Linked DNA regions of Homo sapiens: region 1 is linked to region 2. Evidence: chromatin contacts called from ENCODE Hi-C data. All regions are on one chromosome and are shown on one strand. The core of a region is the stretch at or near the end of the contact, and the rest is flanking DNA. Distances in the headings are between cores, read along the strand shown.

Region 1 (3,263 bases), core at 447-2,946, 550 kb after region 2:
AGTTCTGGACACTCTTTGGGGCAATCCTCCATTGTCTTCTGTATAAGTCAATCCCTTTCCAGAACTGCACAGGGGACTCCACGGGACTTGGAAGGGTTTCAGCTAAGAGTCATCAAGGTGACCAAGAGGTTAGAAACAGCTGATGATGCCAGGTTCCAAGAATTTTAGATTTTTACTTTTGAAAATAAGAGGCTGACTGCATATAAACCAAAAGAATACTTTCAGAATAAGTGACTCTTTTAAATAAGCAACTGAGTAATACTTTATCCGAATTCAGAAACTTGAGAAAAAGGAACACACCTCAAAAAACTAATCTCTTCAAGGAAGGAAGGTAATTTGCATAGAGTTTCCTTGGGCTGGCTGTGTTTTTTTTTTTTTTTTTTTTTTTTTTTTTGCCTCTAAAAGCTCTCTATTCTAAATTGAATGGGCTGAGGTAGCCAAGTTTTATCTAACGCTTTCCTAAGGATGGAGGTGGGGTCAGAAAGCCCCAGAGCCCGGGTAATTTCTCAATATAGCTGGTTGGGGAAAGGAGTGCGCGCACGTTTGTGTTTTTGAAGAGTTAGTGCAACTCTAAACTGCACACCACGAAACCTGGAAATCTGGAAAGGCGCACAAAACACGAACTGAGATTCCAACTTTAGCAAGAACCTAAAATGTTAAAGAAAAATTCCTTTCTCCCCACCCACGAGTCATAACATTAAGGAAAACTGGCTCAAACTTTCTAGTATGAACAACAGGCCTAAAGTAAGAAGACCAGAAGCGAAAGGTAGGGCTCGCCCTCTCCCTAACAGTCCTTCACGACTCAGGTCACACACAGAGGATGCCCACCTCCGGCCCCGCCGACCCGGCTCCAAAAAGGCGGCTGTGAGCTTCCCTGAGCTCGGCGGGCCTTCCCCGACCCCGGGCTCCGCCTCGGTGGCAGAGCTCCTGAGGCCTTCACATGGCGCAAAGTCCACGCCCACCGGGCCCGGCTGGGGCCTCGGGCTCGCGGGGCCTGCTCTCTCCGGGGACCAAAGGCTTTCGGCGGGTGGTAGGCCGGACGGCAGACTGGCGCCCCAAAGCCCCGGGGCGCCGCGCCGGCGGAGTGGGCCGGAAGACCTGGCCAGGCCCAGACGTCCGTTCTAAGGGAGCCAATCGGGCGGGCCGGGGCCTGCATGACACAGCACGATCCGGCCCAGGCTCCGACCCGGACCCAACGCAAGCCCCGCCTAGGGGGCGCGCGGGTGCGCAGCTGGCCCCAGCCGGGCCTGCCGGGTCCACGGCCCCTCACTCGCCCCCTAGCTTCCCTTCCCTCTTTCCTGGTCTCCACCTCTCTGACGCGCCCACGGCCAGGCCCCGCCGGGCCTACCCTGCGCGGCTGGTCCCGGTGCGCGCCGCCGCAGCAAGCGAACGGCGCGCGCACACTCACTCGGCTCCAGAAGCCATGGCGCGCGCCTCTCCCGGCCGGCGGCTGTGGCGGCCCGCGGGTAACGGCTACGAGCGGTGGCAAGCGACCGACTGGGCCGGGGCTCGGCTCTTCCAGGCGGTGGGCGAGCAGCGGCGACAAACCCGCAAGCGGCTTCCCTCTCGCTTCCTCCCACCGGCAGCGAGGCGTCGGGCGAACAACGCTGGCTCCTGATCCGCGAGGTGGCAGTGGCAGTGGCAGCGGCAGCGGCAGCGACGACTCAAACGACGGTCGCAGACGCTTCGCTGAGACTGAGCCGAGAAGAGCCGAATCATCGGAAGGGAAGCTGCTCCCACCTCAGCCAATCAGCGCCTGCCCTGCGGACTCTCGCCCGCCTCTCCGCGCCTCTCCCCAGCAACCCGCAGATCACAGCCAATCAGGAAATTCGCTTGCGGCCTGGCTCCCGCCTCAGTGATGCGACACGCCTAGTAACGCCACGTCAATTGGCCGCAACGCTACGCTTCCTCGACGGATTGGAATTCTCAGCCAATCAACGAAAGGAATAGGGCGAGATCGATTAGTGAAAGGAGACCCTTTAATCCCTTAGAGGCGGACTCTCCCACTTGGCTCCAGTTCATTGGCTCCGGAGTTTATCCTCCTGGAAGAACGTGGCACAATAGACTGAACCCTTGTATTAGTCTAGTCCTATTGTGGTAACCCATACACCCATCTTCTCCCAAAACCTGGAGATCTTCTAAGACGCCATCACCACCCTGACACTTCTTGCTCCTTCTCAACGCTGCCTCCAACCACCCCTACTCTGAACTTTCTGACTAGCACCCCACTCCTACCCCATTGTCACTGCACCCTCTGGTAACCCCAATCCCACAGCCTTTGCAGTTTCTCAGCGCTTGTGCCTTTCTTCCTCCCGTCATTAATATTAATACCTTATAATAAGGCACTCAAATCCAGAGAAGTCAAAGGGCAACCACAGAACACACAGCCAATTCAGTAGAACCCAAATTAGCAAGAAAACTGCATATGCTGGGACTTGAAAATCCTTGGGCCCCAAATAACAGGGGTCCCTGTTAGTAGTCAACAGGCAGCTGTTGGTGATATGCTGACTCAATTCACCTTTCACCCTGTACCCACACAGACACATTTGACTAAGACGAGTCGAATTTCTAGAATTTGGAATTAGGAAGGGAGTGAAGAGTTACTCTGAGAGAAACCTGCCTGTCTCTAAGTAACAGGTACCTGCCCTTGTCCTGAGAGGCCTATCTAGACCACCCTTCAGACCCAACTCCACTCATTGTCACTGTCCTGGGCTTTGGGGCTCTGCATTCAGGCAATGTGAAGGACTAAAGCCACTGCCTCCAAAGTGAGGATTCCTGTAGCCCTTTCCTCATACCCAGACTTCAAGTTCATAAGGTAGACGATGTCAGGAAAGGGCATCATAGACAACTAGCACTCAACTAGACGGTCACAAGCCTTCCCACGCAAGTATATGTAGTAGGCAGACGAGATAAATATGAAATTTTACTCGACAACAGAAAAGGAGAAACAGGAAAAAAGGTGCCTCGAGCAAAGTCAATGACTTGGTGGTGGCAGAGATTGTTTCCTCCAAAACGAGAATGGTAGTAACTAGGGCAAATTTCACAGGCCTACCACCAATCTCACCAGTCCAGGAATTATATAGGAATGGTCACATTCCTAATGATGGTGAAGCAGAAAGCCCTCCCCACAGAGAGACAGCCCACTGGGGACCCAGCTCAAGCTCTTCAAAACGTGGCAGCTACAGGTCACAAGACTTTGGCAGAGATGTCCGAAATTCTTCAAGGAAGGCGTCACGATCAGAGGGACGGATCCAGCTCAAATA
Region 2 (3,363 bases), core at 750-3,249:
ACCTTTAATTGTGCTACCACAGGGCCCTCAGGAAGAGAAGAAAACCTCAGGGTAGAGCCATAGTTCCATTTATTATCCAGCAAACACTGGGAGGACCAGGGGAGGGGCCCAGCCTGGACACCCTCCTATTATTGCCATGGGTTCCAGTTTGCTTCCCCAGCCTAGAGGGCCTAGAGGTGCTCAGCCTAGGGAAAGAGTGGACCCGGCCCCTGACCCTTGGCCCTTGGGATGGAGCATAGTCCAGATGGCCCTGGCTCTAGCACCAACTCATAAGCCCCCACCCCAGGCCCATCTCCTTAGGGCCACTGAGCTCCTATTGGAGCCAAGCTGGCTAGACTCTGGGCCGCTGGGTCCAGCTCCAAGCAGGCGGACTCTTGAGTTCTGGACCCCAGGCTGGCTGAACTCTGGGATCCTAATTCCAGGCTCTAGGTGAGGTGGACTTAGGTCCTGGGCTCCAGGCTAGGCCAGGGGCCTTCAGGGCTGCAGCAGGTAGCTGCCTTCATGGCTGGGCTTCTGGGGTGGTGGGGCCTTCTCAGGACAGGGGCCAGGGCTGGAGTTGGGACTGGATTCAGAGAGAGAGTCAACGTCGGCAGAGCGAGAATGGCAGGCCCAGCAGAGGATGACCCAGAGCAGCAGCAGCAAGAAGCCCACGAGACCGTTGCAGACGATGGCGATGAGGGCCCCCTGGGAGATGGCTGCCCCCATGACAGGCAGCACCCTCAGACCAGCACAGACAGTGGAGCTGCCTCAATGGTGAGGCCCATGCCGAGGCAGGACTCTGGTATGGCCGGCCTTCAGAGGAGGCTGTGCTGTCTGCACGCTCAGTGATTCCTGGGCAGTGGAGATGTCTACCTGCAGTCCTGAGCCTGTTGGGGGTATACAGTAAAGGAGAGGGTGGTGAGGAGGAAGGGTGGGGTGAGGCCTAGGAGGAGAGAGGTAGGGAAGAGAGCCTCCCTCCCACATTTCTGGCCTCCCTGGTGAAAGACCTTGGGTCCCAACAGGCTCGAATACCCCACAGAGCCATCACCCCCATCCACAGGCTTGGTTCTGGCCACCTGAATGAGTGTGTAGCCACCGTGGGGAAGCTGCAGTAGGCAGCCGTCATCTCATTCTCCTTAGACCTGGTGGGCATGCCCTGGTCCTGCCCACCAAGCTTGCAGCCCTCAAAAGCCCTCTGTTGGTGGGTGGGATCCAGGAAGCCCCCAGCCCAAAAGGATGGGGGTTGTAAGCAGCTCTGGTGTGGCCTGGGCGCCTCCTCTCTCCCAGGACTCCAGCCAGCCCGACCAGGAGACCTCCAGAGGCGCCAGCTTGCACAGAGGGAACTTTGTGGAGGCCCTGGCAGGCATGTGCAGGCTCTGTGCGTCCAGGGCTGTGTGCCTCTATGTGGGGCTGCCTCTCTGGGTCAGGTGTGTGTGTGTGTCTGGTGTCTCACTGTCCCTCCGTTGGATGTGTGCCTGTGCCTCTGCACACCCACCTCTGTGTGTGTGGCTGCCTCTCCGTGTGTCCCCATCTCTGAGTATGTCTCCTCTATGTCTCATTTCTCTACCAGTGTGTCTCTGTGTATCTCTGCATCAGTCTCTGTGTCTCTCTCTCTCTTCCAGGCTGTATCCCCCTCTGTTCCCATGGACGTGTCCCTATCCCCTTCTCCGTGGGGTCTTTTCGGTGGTTCCTGTGTCTCTGTCTTTGTGTTCGTCTCTCTCCGCGGCAGTGTGTCTCTGTCTCTTTATCTCCATCTTCGGGTCGCGTGTTCTTGGCCCCCGTGCCCGTGGCGGGAGGCCCTTCTTACCTGAGTTGAGCCTGGTGCGCGCCCGCGGGAGGGTCCGGGGCAGCGGGATGCTCGGCGCCGACTAAGGCTTGGGAGCCTGCGGGCGGGGGGCGGCGGGAGGTGGGAGACCAGCAGAGGCGACGTCCGCTCCCCCGGCCCTCCCCCTCGGCCGCGCAGCCTCCACCGGCCGCTCCCGCCGCGGCGCGACCGGGGCGGCCTCTGCCGCGGGCGGTCTGCGGTGAGCGGGCACCTCCTCCCCTTGGGGCCGCACCTCCTCCGCGGCCGCGGCGCTCGCTCGCTCGGCAGCGCTCGGGCGGCGGCGGCGGGAGCTGCGCGGTGTTCGGCTGGGCTCGGCTGCGTTCGGTTGGGCTCGGCTGGGCTCGGCTACGTTCGGCTGGGCTCGGCCGGGCTCGGCGGCCAGCAAAAACAGCGAAGAGCCTCGCCTCCTGGGAGGCCGGCGGCCTGCGGCCCGGGGGCGGAGCCATCCCAGCGCCGCTGCCGCCACTCAATTGGCTGGCCGAACCCCGGTTCCCGCACCATTGGTGGTGCGCTGAGGTGGGGACCAGCCCGCCTCTCGTGCCGGCGCGGGGCGGGAGGAGGGCCGAAGGAGTAGCTGGCCCTGGATCCTTCCCGGGAGAGGGGATGGGGTGGGGGCAAGGCCTAACCTCTGGTAGGGATTTCTTGCACCTTCTACACCTGGAAGGGTTGTACACCCCACATCCGAGAAAGGCCAAGGCCTCTGCATTTCCACATGTGAGGAAACCACCCCTCTGTATCTGGGAGAGGTCTCTTAAGTAAGTCATCCGGAGGAAGGCCCCGCGTCCCCACACCTGGCAGGAGACTGAATCTCCTCACCTAGGGAACCGCCTATAGTGCAGTCCCGCACTTCCCTCTGCCACCTGGGTGTGGACTCTGCATTCCCACTTTAGAGGGCCCCAGGTTCCCTGGCCCTAAGAGGTGTGAAAATCTCTGGCAACACAGGTTCTTTGGACACATTTACTGAGTTCCTACCCAGTGTTGGTCGCAGGCTTGCTGCCAGGCTGTTGGGGAGTCTGGGACAGAAATGGAGTGTCCTGAGCGATGGTTCTGCCCTGGCTGGAATAGGTGCAGGCGTGGTGGAAATCCTGCCTTGCCATCCTAAAAGCTCCCCTAAGAAGAAGATAGCTTGGACAGGAGCAGTGAGGTAGACCTTGTCCTCCCCGACCTTCACAGGCCAGTGATTGTCACCTATTCTGATCCGGCCGTCTTCTCATCCCGCTCTACATGCTCTCCTTGGAGGATCACATCCCTGAAGCTATATCATGAAGACTCCCAGTGCTCCCAAGTCTAGCCTTAACTTCTCTCTGGAATCCTAGACTCATATAACTAAGTGCCTACTGTAATCGGGGCAGTATTGATTCCTGGTTCACTTACTAACTTTGTGATCTTGAGCAAGTTACTAAATCTCTCTTAGCCTCAGCTTCCTCATCTGTAAAATGGTTGTAATGCTACCTCTCAGGGTTGTTATTCACTAATTTATAGCAGATCGATCACATCTCAGCAAATGCCAGCTGACACAACCCCCAGGACCATGTGACTAAGAGGCCCCTTCCCCCAAT

Evidence for each region. A loop is a pair of places that touch in the nucleus more often than their neighbours do. Pooled maps may share reads with other maps.
Region 1: a map of CD4-positive, alpha-beta T cell shows a loop between it and region 2 (4-fold over the local background). The contact joins the promoter of VCP here to the promoter of ENHO in region 2. A Hi-C loop is called at or near these places in 2 of 168 maps with a recorded cell type or tissue (CD4-positive, alpha-beta T cell and naive thymus-derived CD4-positive, alpha-beta T cell) and 5 of 50 pooled maps.

The regions. Positions count from the first base shown.
Region 1 is chr9:35,070,929-35,074,191 of GRCh38, forward strand. VCP (valosin containing protein) reads right to left here and starts at 1,697. Exons shown (of 17, transcript NM_007126.5): 1 at 1,409-1,697. The coding sequence starts at 1,425. It overlaps FANCG (FA complementation group G), which reads right to left. Exons shown (of 14, transcript NM_004629.2): 14 at 2,911-3,263. The coding sequence ends at 3,180. RefSeq lists a silencer at 775-1,404 and enhancers at 1,805-1,854, 2,055-2,194, 2,215-2,264.
Region 2 is chr9:34,520,991-34,524,353 of GRCh38, forward strand. ENHO (energy homeostasis associated) reads right to left here and starts at 2,000. Exons shown (of 2, transcript NM_198573.3): 1 at 1,787-2,000; 2 at 53-866. The coding sequence starts at 705. The coding sequence ends at 475. RefSeq lists an enhancer at 744-1,296 and silencers at 1,926-2,035, 2,056-2,425.